Regions from separate parts of the Homo sapiens genome. Here region 1 is linked to region 2. A link is a loop called in an ENCODE intact Hi-C map of the cell type or tissue named here. Cell type or tissue: endothelial cell of umbilical vein. All regions are shown on one strand. Each heading gives the region's core, and the rest is flanking DNA. Links, peaks and the distances in the headings are about the cores only.

Region 1 (5,385 bases), core at 61-5,060, 340 kb after region 2:
ACCACATTTTGAGGTCCTCTTGACCACTTTGAGGTCTGATTGTTTGAGTCCACCCCCTGCCCCCATTGGGCAGATGAAAAACACAGCCAGGAAAATTGAACCCAAGAAAAACTAGAACCCACGTATTCTTGTTCACAGTCCAGTTAAAAGCAACTTGTATTTATTGGCTCCTGGCCAGTAGTTTTCAGACTTTTTATAAAACGGTCACTCAGGGAACCAGTTAAAAGTCTAGCTCCAAGAGCCCACCCTCACAGATACTGACACAATGCACCTGCCGGGACAGTGGGTTTAGCCTGGGCTGCACGTTGGGATTAAAGATTCTGATGCCATTCATCTGGGCATTGGGAGTCTTAAAAGCTCCCAGGTGATTCATATGGATAGGAAGGTTGAGAAACTCTGGTCTGGGGTGAGGTCCAGGAGCTTCCCTTGCACAAACATGCCAGGTGATTGGGTGGAACTCCTGGCAGGTCCAGGCTTCGCAGGCTAGTGCATTCATAGCCTTGCTTCCCACTGTAAGAAACACGGCCAGGCGCAGTGGCTCACGCCTGTAATCCCAACACTTTGGGAGGCCGCAGCAGGTGGATCACTTGAGTCAGGAGTTCCAGACCAGCCTGGCCAACATGGTGAAACTCCGTCTCTACTAAAAATACAAAAATTAGCCAGGCATGGTGCGCACCTATAATCCCAGCTACTCAGGAGGCCGAGGCAGGAGAATCACTTGAACCTGGGAGGTAGAGGTTGCAGCAGTGAGCTGAGATTGCACCATTGCACTCCAGCCTGGGCAACAAAACCAAAACTCTGTCAAAAAAAAAAAAAAGAAGAGGCCGGGTGCGGTGGCTCACTCCTGTAATCCCAGCACTTTGGGAGGCCAAGGTGGGCGGATCACGAAGTCAGGAGATTGAGACCATCCTGGGCAACATGGTGAAACCCCATCTCTACTAAAAATACAAAAATTAGCCGGGCATGGCGGCATGTACCTGTAATCCCAGCTACTTGGGAGGCTGAGGCAGGAGAATCGCTTGAACCCGGAAGGCGGAGGTTGCAGTGAGCCGAGATTGTGCCACTGCACTCCAGCCTGTGCAGCAGAGTAAGACTCTGTCTCAAAACAAAAAACAAACAAGACCAGAGAAACACAGTGGAGCAGGATGAGAGTGAGAGTGGGTTTGGAGAATGACTAGTAGAAATGGGTGGCATGGATGGAAACATTCAGACAGAAGCAAATGTGGGCAATCACATTGGTGTGTGATTTTGATCCTTTCAACTCTCCTACTCACTTCCTTGTCTTCTTGGCACTTCCTAAAGAGTCAGAAGGAAGCTTACTGCCTGGTTCTGGTGACTGGAAGAAGAGAATGATTCAAATCAGAATTCTGAGGTGTCTTTCCTAGCTAGCTCCAAGCCAGGTTATAGCCCAAGTAGTTAATGTAATCTCCCTGAACCCATCTGTAATATAGGAATATTGATATCTGCCATCTTAATCTTAGGAGGGTTTTGTGAGAATTAAATTTTAAAGCACCATGTCACCGATAAAGCACTATAAAAGTAAAAGCTATTATTACATTAATCAGTGATACATAAATGGAAGCTGAAGGTAAAAGATGTATTTCTTCATTAAATTATACCTGAAAACTCTTTTCAGAACTTGTATCTAGAGACACACATTTAAATCAAATACTTAGAATACCTGGGTGTGATATCAGCATTTTGACAAGATATTGTTTCTTCTCAAATAATGGAAGTATGGGCAGCCCTATTAAGATGTCTGAGTGAGAAGAGGAACATCAAAGTTTTCAGTAATAAAACCCCAATGAAGAAGTCTTGCATTTCTTTTTTTTTTTTTTTTTTTTTTTTTTTTTTTTTAGTGACAGTCTCACTGTGTCTCCCGGGCTGGAGTGCAGTGGTGTGATCAAAGGCACTACAGCATCGAACTCCTGGTCTCAAGCAATCCTCCTGCCTCAGCCTTCCAAGCAGCTGGAATTACTGACACAAGCCATCATGCCCAGCTAAGGTTTTGTAGAATCAGGCTGTATTCGTCCGTTTTCATGCTGTTGATAAAGACATACCTGAGACTGGACAATTTTACACAAGAAAGAGGTTTAGTGGATTCACAGTTCCACATGGTTGGGGAGGCCTCACAATCATGGTGGAAGATGAAAGGCATGTCTCCCATGGTGGCAGACAAGAGAAGGGAGCTCGTGCATGGAAACTCCCCTTTATGAAATGATCAGATTTCGTGAGAATTATTCACTATCATGAGAACAGCATGGGAAAGACCCAACCCCATGATTCAGTTATCTCCCACGGGGTCCCTCTCACAACACCTGGGAATTGTAAGAGCTACAATTCAAGATGAGATTTGGGTGGGGAAACAGCCAAACCACATCACAGGGTCTCACTATGTTAATCAGGCTGGTCTTGAACTCCTGGCCTCAAGAGATCCCTCTGGGTTGGCCTCCAAAACACTGGGATTAGAGGTGTGAGCCACCATGCTTGGGAGAAGTTTTATATTTCTTATAGCTTGAAAGGTGGGGGAGAAACATATGGGGTAATAATGCAGTATGATTATTTAATGTAATTGAATGTTTACAGTCCTGTGGTTTCTTATTACAAGAAGACTTTTAGAAATACTTTTTTCTAGACAAGTTACAAATACCTGATTATCTCTTCAGTATTGTGAGCTCTGTGTTGACAGCCCCTGTCTTCTGCATAAGAGCTCAAAAGGCATTACTTATAATTACACATTTTTTCAGTCAGAAATTTTCCTAGGTAAGTTTATCAATCATGTGGATATTCAGGTACTCAAAAGAGTATTATAGCTATGAGGGGATGTAAAAGAAAATCTGTTTCAGAGAGCAAGTGAAGAGTGCCCTCTGGTGGTGTCAAGCAACAACTGAACTGTATCATGTTCAATCTTTATTCAGAATTACTGAATTCCAGTTCTTCTACATTCTTAAAAGTCGGACTTTCACCTTAACCATAAGGAATTTTTACACTTCTAAAGGCCCACTGCACAGTGGAGTACATTATGACATACTTTTTAGATTGTGTTATTTAGGACATCTTTTACATAAGCCTTGAAGATAATTTTAGTAAGGACAGTGTTCCATTAAGAAATAATGTCTTACTAAAAAGAAACACTGCAGGTTGTCAATATGGTCCCTTTAAATGGGATCTCTTTTTAAATTATGTTTTAGTTTTTGTGGGTACATAGTAGGCGTATATATTTACAGGGTACATGAGATATTTTGGTACAGGCATGCAATGCGTAATAATCACATCATGGAAAATTGAGTATCCATCTAAATGGGATCTCTTGTATAATCTGACATTGACCCACAGTCTTTTATTACTTATTTTTGTTGTTGTTGTTTACTGATTCCATTCTAAAGGAACTCGTGGACTCTCCTCCAGCAGATTTTGGGAATAACCATCTAGGATGGTCAGGTATGATCCTAGATGGAGACAGACTATTGAACCAGATGCCAGTCCAGAGTCCCTTCCCACTGTTTGGTTTTATGTTACATTTTCCCCGGCAATAAGTTTCCCCATTAATGCTGTGCAGCCTCAACAAACAAAAGCCCACCTAAGGAAGTAGAGCGTGGACCGGGCACATCGTCAGAACACCACAGCAGGAGCTTCTCACACGGCAGCCCCTCCTCTGCATTTTCCAAGATTTTTACTGTGAGGAAATTATGATTGTAATTAGGTTTTTATTAATATAGTTTTAAGTGGATTTTTTGGGTCTGTTTGATTGCTTTTGGGCAGAAGCAGTTTAACAGGGGACTAGAAAAACTACTATCTGAACTAGTTAATGAAAGTTGTGGAGAATTAATTTCATGAAGAAATGAGAGAACTTGAAGAGCCAGTGTGGAGATTGATAACTATAAGGGCTCAATATGTGGCCCGATGATCTCAATGAAAGAGTGATAAATGACCACGCGCAGTGGCTCACATCTCTAATCCTAGCACTTTGGGAGGCTGAGGTGGGTGGACTGCCTGAGCCCAGGAGTTCAAGACCAGCCTGGGTAACATGGCAAAACGCTGTCTCTACTAAAAATACAAAACATTAGCTGGGTGTGGTGGCGCGCACCTAAAATCCCAGCTACTCAGGAGGCTGAGGCACAAGAATCACTTGAACCCGGGAGGCAGAGGTTGCAGTGAGCCGAGATCACACCACTGCACTCCAGCCTGGGTAACAGAGCGAGACTGCGTCAAAAAAAAAAAAAAAAAAAAAAAGAAAGAAAGAAAGAAAGTGATAAATAACACTTGAAATATCTGACATACTGGCAGTGAGGGAGAGGCCACACTTCTAGAAGGTAGAAAAGCAGTATGAAAGGACAGGTCAACAATATGTCTATTTGCACCAAGTCAAACAGAAATGTGGTTTGATTCTCAAGTGTGAAACAGTCTTTCCCTGGACTTTGACTTTGGGCATTGTCCTTACGTTAATAGGTGTGGGTCCAGCCTCTTCTTTCTTCTTGACAAAAGAAAACCAACCATGTGATTTGGGGTGTAAGCAAAACCTCCAAGGTTGGAGTTTGTGTTTTAAAGAACTTTTACAAACTGGAGCAGGCGGATATAGCTACAGATGCTGAGGAGCTCAGAAATTAAGTAGAAATGGAGACCCTTGACCTTCAGAAATAGCCCACATCTTCAAGAAATTTTGAGTAATTTTAGAAACAAAATACACTATAAATACAATAAACTATCCTATATTGTGTTAAGAAACATGCCTGCTATGCAGCCACAGAAACATTTACCATTTTCCAGGCAGTCCAAATTAATTCAGAAAGTGTGTGTGTGTGTGTGTGTGTGTGTGTGTGTGTGTGTGTGTGTGTGTGAGAGAGAGAGAGAGAGAGAGAGAGAGAGAGGATTAGAAAGGGCAACATACTGGTTTCTAAATTGAGGATGACAGAAATTACATTTGAGCAACTGTGAAAGTTTTAAGAATTTTCAATTATTTCTAGAAAGCAAAGCAAACAAGAAACCCCACAGAGTTTTTGAGGAATGTTTTACAAAAATAACAGGCAATCAGGAGCAGAATCGATCACAAAATGGTGGCTATCACACAGCACTGCTTTGATTTAGTAGCCTAGCAAGCAAAAGCTTCATACAAAGGTCCTTACAAAAGGCTTATAGACACAGACAGGGGTAGGAAACATAGTACTCTGTGTACAGAGAAGGACAGCCTGGGATTCTGGCTGGGTCGTCCTGTTATCCTAAATGTGACTTACAGCTATTCTTTATTTGGAAAAAAAAAAAAAAGCAGCATTAATTACATAAGCATATTGGACTATTTAATGATCAAATTATTCTATGTATAAACACTGGCCAGGCGTGGTGGTTCACATCTGTAATCCCAGCACTTTGGGAGGCCAAGGCAGGTGG
Region 2 (5,385 bases), core at 68-5,067:
TATATATCTGTTAAGTGACTACCTTTTTTGAGAAAGACTTATATTTTTGTTTGTTTGGTCAGTTGGTTCTTGAGACAGGGTCTTGCTCTGTCACCTGCGCCTCAACCTCCCAGGCTCAAGTGATTCTCCCACCTCAGCCTCCTGAGTAGCTGGGACCACAGGCACATACCACCATGCTAGGCTAATTTTTTAAAAATTTTTATAGAGACAGGGTCTCCCTATGTTGCCCAGGCTGGTCTTGAACTCCTGGGCCCAAGTGATCCTCCCATCTCAGCCTCCCCAAAGGCTAGGATTATAGGCCATGCCTGGCCATATTTTGTTATTAAAGGGAAAACTCAAAGTGAAATTTTGAGGCCTGATGCACTATTTGCATTTTATCCTTAAAATGGCTCTTTTATCCATTTTCCAACATGTACTTCCATATGCATAAGAAGCATGATTTTTCTTATAAGTGATAATTAGAAAAACCCAGAAAGATCAATTTAAATAAAACAATTAAATACATATAAGAAATGGACGTGCCTTAAAACTGATATGAATAAATCAGAAATATTTTAGGCAAACAGAGTAACATCCAGTCAAGTTTAGAATTGGGGGCTAAAGTGTTCATCTGAAGGATAGAAGATTTTAGTGGGATGTCAAATCCTGTAGGCCAGCAAAATAAAAAAAAAATCTAATCAAGAATTCTTAGACTTGTGAAAGCTTGTTGGAAAGAAGCTAATGGCAATGATGGAAAGGTATGTAGGTATACAGCCACAAACACACAAAACCAAATGTTCTAAGAGAATAGATTCTGAAGAGGTAAGTCAAGAAAGGTAAAAAAGGAATAGAGGGCAAAGAAAATTCTTTTTTTTACGTTTTTTATTTTATTTTATTTTAGGTTCTGGGGTACACACGCAGGATGTGCAGGTTTGTTACATAGGTAAACATGCGCCCTTATGATTTGCTAGACCTATCAACCCATCACCTAGGTATTAAGCCCAGCATGCATTAACTATTCTTCCTGATGCTCTCCCTCCATCCATGCCCTCCACCCTGCCAGGCAGGCCCCAGTGTGTGTTGTTTCCCTCCCTGTGTCTATGTGTTCACATTGTTCAGCTCCTATTTATAAGTGAGAACATGCAGTGTTTGGTCTTTCTGTTCCTGTGTTAGTTTGCTAAGGATAATGTCTTCCAGCTCCATCAATGTTCCTGCAAAGGACACGATCTTGTTCCTTTTTATGGCTGCACAGTATTCCATGGTGTATATGTACCACATTTTCTTTATCCAGTCTATCATTGATGGGCATTTGGGTTGATTCCATGTCTTTGTTATTGTGAATAGTGCTGCAATGAACATACACATGCATGTATTTTTATAATAGAATGACTTATATTCCTTTGGGTATATATCCAGTAATGGGATTGCTGGGTCAAATGGTATTTCTGGTTCTAGATCTTTCAGGAATTGCCACACCATCTTCCACAATGGTTGAACTAATTTACACTCCCACCAACAGAAAAAAGTGTTCCTATCTCTCTGCAGCCTCACCAGCATCTGTTGTTTCTTGACTTTTTAATGATCACCATTCTGACTGGCATGAAATCATATCTCATTGTGGTTTGGATTTGCATTTCTCTAATGATCAGTGATGTTGAGCTTTTTAGATAATCCTATTCTTAAGACTTTGAAGTTTTATGGCAAATTTTGTGGTGCCAGATAAATCCTTAATAACACACCTTGTGTTTGTACTGTACTGTGATGAGAGATTGCCTTATTAGTAGATAATATTTTTAAAAATATTTGTACGTGATTTCTAAAGCAGACTGGAAGCAGACAGTCCTGGGTTAAACACACAGGATGAGTGATCTTGGCAGTTGTAGGTGGTATGCACCAGTGATTTCATAGGAACAGTATTCATCAGAATAGACTGGAAGCAACTGGTATCACTGCAGACTTCTAGGGTACCTCAGGGAATGGTTTCCTAACTCTTTTTAAGGATCTGGGTGACATATTGGCTAACGTACTCGAGGACCAAGAAAGGATCCATGGCTTAGAAACAAGAGTAAACATCAGATATTGGCCGTAGAATTAAATGTCACTGAAAAGATTAAGCCAGGAGCCAGGGAGTAACCTTAAGCAGAGAAGTCTCCCTTTCCAAGAGCCTCATGCTACATTTGCAGAAACTGTCCAAGAGCCTAAGCATCTCTAAGTTCTATATGAATAGGAAACTTCACCAGATAAGGAAAGGAAATCAAGTGCTATAGAGATTGATGAAGCCGTTTATCTAGGGTGAACTTCAAGTACTTGGCAATGGGAGCCCCCCATTTTAGGGTAAATCCGAGTTCAGACCAGCAGAGGGCAGTGTAGCAAACTTTGAAACCTCAAACGGCTGGGACTTAAAGAGAGTATGAATCCAGTACTGAGGGGCTGTTAGTGAAGAAGGGATGAAGGACTATCTGTGGGATCAGGGCTGCCTTGAAAAGATAAAGAAATGGTCAGCACTGCACTCCAGCGTGGGCAACAGAGAAAGACCCTGTCTACAATACAGTACAATACAATACAGTACAATACAAAACACACAGAAATGATCAGGAGTGAACCTACACTTGTGATGTGTAGGTATGAGAAGTGGAACAATTAGGAATTAATCTCCACTTCATTTCAAAGAAGATGGATCAGTAAGCAGCTGGTCCCTTTTTTCTGACTCCAGGAACAGGAAAAGGACCACAACAAGTCACAGTCACTCTTTCGGGAATCTGCAACTGGCACCCCCGATTCTTCTGCCCAGGTGAAATCCTAACACTCAGCTTTCTCCTGCACACCTCTTCTTGATATAGGCTTGACAGGGGGCTGGCACTGTGGTGCTGTGGATCATGAGAAGCCCTTACCTCCCCATCTGCTGCCAGCCCACATAAATGGAGAAATAGCCCACCCTGTTCCAAGGTGGAGAGGACATAAAAACATTGCTTCCTTCCTTACCCACTGGAATTCAAATCATTAGGCTTCCACTTTTAAAAGTGTTGGTATATTATGAGAAATTTGTTTTGTCTCCATATGTGGGTTAGAGAAGGGGACAAGTGAACTATTTTTACTGTGAGTTTTTTCTTTGAGTTTATTGCCCAGTCTAAGCTGTAAAAAGAGGTCCTAGGGGGCATTCAGAATTGCTGTCCCTTAAGCCAGTAGATGGCAAGTGCTGAGAAACACTGCAACTGTAAGACACCAGTATAAACCCAGAAGCCTCACTCCACTAACTCTTGGAAAGAAATGTGTGCAGAAAGACATCCTGAAGACCTGAGTGACCGCTCAGTGAGGGGTCAAAGGAGCTTTCCTACTGGCAGGCTATGGAATACTTTGTCTATAAAAATGGAGATTTCCTTACATTACATGGCAGTTAGCATGCTTACTAGTGATCCACCTCAAGCTTTTACTACTGCAGAACCACCTGTGCCTTGCTTTCTTGCTGGTCCCTAAATAGCATGTCATGGCAGATTGTGAATGCTTTAAGTTCTGTGAGCAGTAATTACTCAGGACCTTCTCCAAGTCCCTCTTTTCTGTTTTACAGTTCACAATTCACAAAAGCTTTGATTTTCCAGGCCCCAAACTCTGGATCTCATACCCTAAATTTGGTGTCTGCCTTTGGAACTTTCAGATTTGGCAGGTTTCAAACCCTAACCAGGTTCTTGGATCTTGGTCCCATAGCATGGCTTTAAGTATTGTCTCCAACCTAAAGGGTGTCCTATTGCCTCCAAGGAGGGCCCCTCGTTCCCTCTGCCACATGTAACTGGCCAATGAGACCAGCCTCTGGTCCCCAAGACCTCCAAAGGGAACTTTGAATTGTCAGCAGCTCAGCGGGGTATCTAGAGAAAACATCCCCTCCATTATATGACAGATAAGTTGACAAAACAGGCCCACAGAGTAGTCTTAGACCACTTGTATCTCTGATACCAGGGTTATGCCAGAAAATTCAAGATCAATTAAACATGAATTTAAAACAATCCATGTCCACCATGACTTTCTGAGTGGACAGAAAATAAGAAATCAATAAATACTGTCTGAGGTTTAAACTTGTACTTAAGTAAGAACACACACATGCACACACATAAGAACATTCCATAAAGACTATAGCATTATGATTTTATATGTACTATTATTTATTAAACTGATGCTCCTAAAAAAGTAGAGGAAAATGCAGTTCTGTTTACTTTTCATAATATTACCTCCAAAGAGCTCTTTTGAGAACTAACATCTCTAGATTTTTTTTTTTTTTTTTTTTTGAGATGGAGTCTCACTCTGTTGCCAGGCTGGACTGCAGTGGTGCGATCTCAGCTCACTGCAACCTCCACTTCCCAGGTTCAAGCAATTCTCCTGCCTCAGCCTCCCAAGTAGCTGGGACTACAGGCATGCGCCATCACGACCAGCTAATTTTTGTATTTTTAGTGGAGACAGGTTTTCACCATGTTGGCCAGGATGGTCTCAATCTCTTGACCTCGTGATCTGCCCACCTCAGCTTCCCAAAGTGCTGGGATTACAGACATGAGCCACCACTCCTGGCCTAACATCTCTAGTTTTAAAGAAAAGTCTATCTGAAGTTTCAGCAATTCCATCAGTTTTACTTTTTCTTTTTCTTCTGTTAAAGTCAAGCAAATATCAATACAGATGTTCCTCAACTTACCATGAGGTTATCTCCTGATAAACCTGTCATAAGTCAAAAATATTGTAAGCCAAAAATGCATTTAATACCCAGATATACCCATTGTAAAGTCAAAAAATGATAAGTTAAACCATCATAAGTTGGAGACCATCTGTAGTTATTATTTAAAAATAGTGTGTATAATATAATCCATTGTGTACATACTCAACAATTTATTCAATCTACTATTGGTGGACATAAGTTTGGTTTCTAGTTTGGTGCTATTATGCACAAATGCTGCCATAAACATTCTTGTATGTATATCCTGGTGCACATGCCCATAAGCTTCTCTTAAAAATACCTGAGTGGGATTACTGATGTAACATATATGAATCTTCAACTTTACTAGGCAAAGCAAAACTGCTTTTCAATGTGGTTTTACCAATCTACATTCCTTCAAGAAGTGCATGAGAAGAATCTCTCTTGTTATACATCCTTCCCCTATACTTGGTATTTTCGGAATTATTGTATCTTTTTTTTTTTTTTTTTTTTTTTTTTTTGAGACGGAGTCTCGCTCTGTTGCCGAGGCTGGACTGCAGTGGTGCAATCTCCGCTCACTGCAAACTCCACCTCCCGGGTTCACGCCATTCTCCTGCCTCAGCCTCCCGAGTAGCTGGGACTACAGGTGCCTGCCACCATGCCTGGCTACTTTTTTGTATTTTTAGTAGAGACGGGGTTCACCGTGTTAGCCAGGATTGTCTCGATCTTCTGAC

Evidence for each region. Peaks named below come from ENCODE experiments on the same cell type or tissue, not always from the same donor. Only the 100,000 strongest peaks of a DNase experiment are listed, where the experiment ranks them.
Region 1: it touches region 2 in a loop (20-fold over the local background); 76 of 110 quality-filtered maps call a loop at or near these places.

Annotation. Positions count from the first base shown.
Region 1 is chr6:105,085,261-105,090,645 of GRCh38, reverse strand. No RefSeq gene overlaps it. Among named protein-coding and RNA genes, the nearest start is that of POPDC1, 49 kb to the left of the region's middle. In endothelial cell of umbilical vein, for the core only: a CTCF peak has its summit at 2,884 (motif pointing left); a DNase peak (open chromatin) is centred at 2,845.
Region 2 is chr6:105,421,318-105,426,702 of GRCh38, reverse strand. No RefSeq gene overlaps it. Among named protein-coding and RNA genes, the nearest start is that of PREP, 21 kb to the right of the region's middle. RefSeq lists an enhancer at 2,233-2,282. In endothelial cell of umbilical vein, for the core only: a CTCF peak has its summit at 2,333 (motif pointing right); a DNase peak (open chromatin) is centred at 2,362; H3K27me3 peaks cover 140 bases.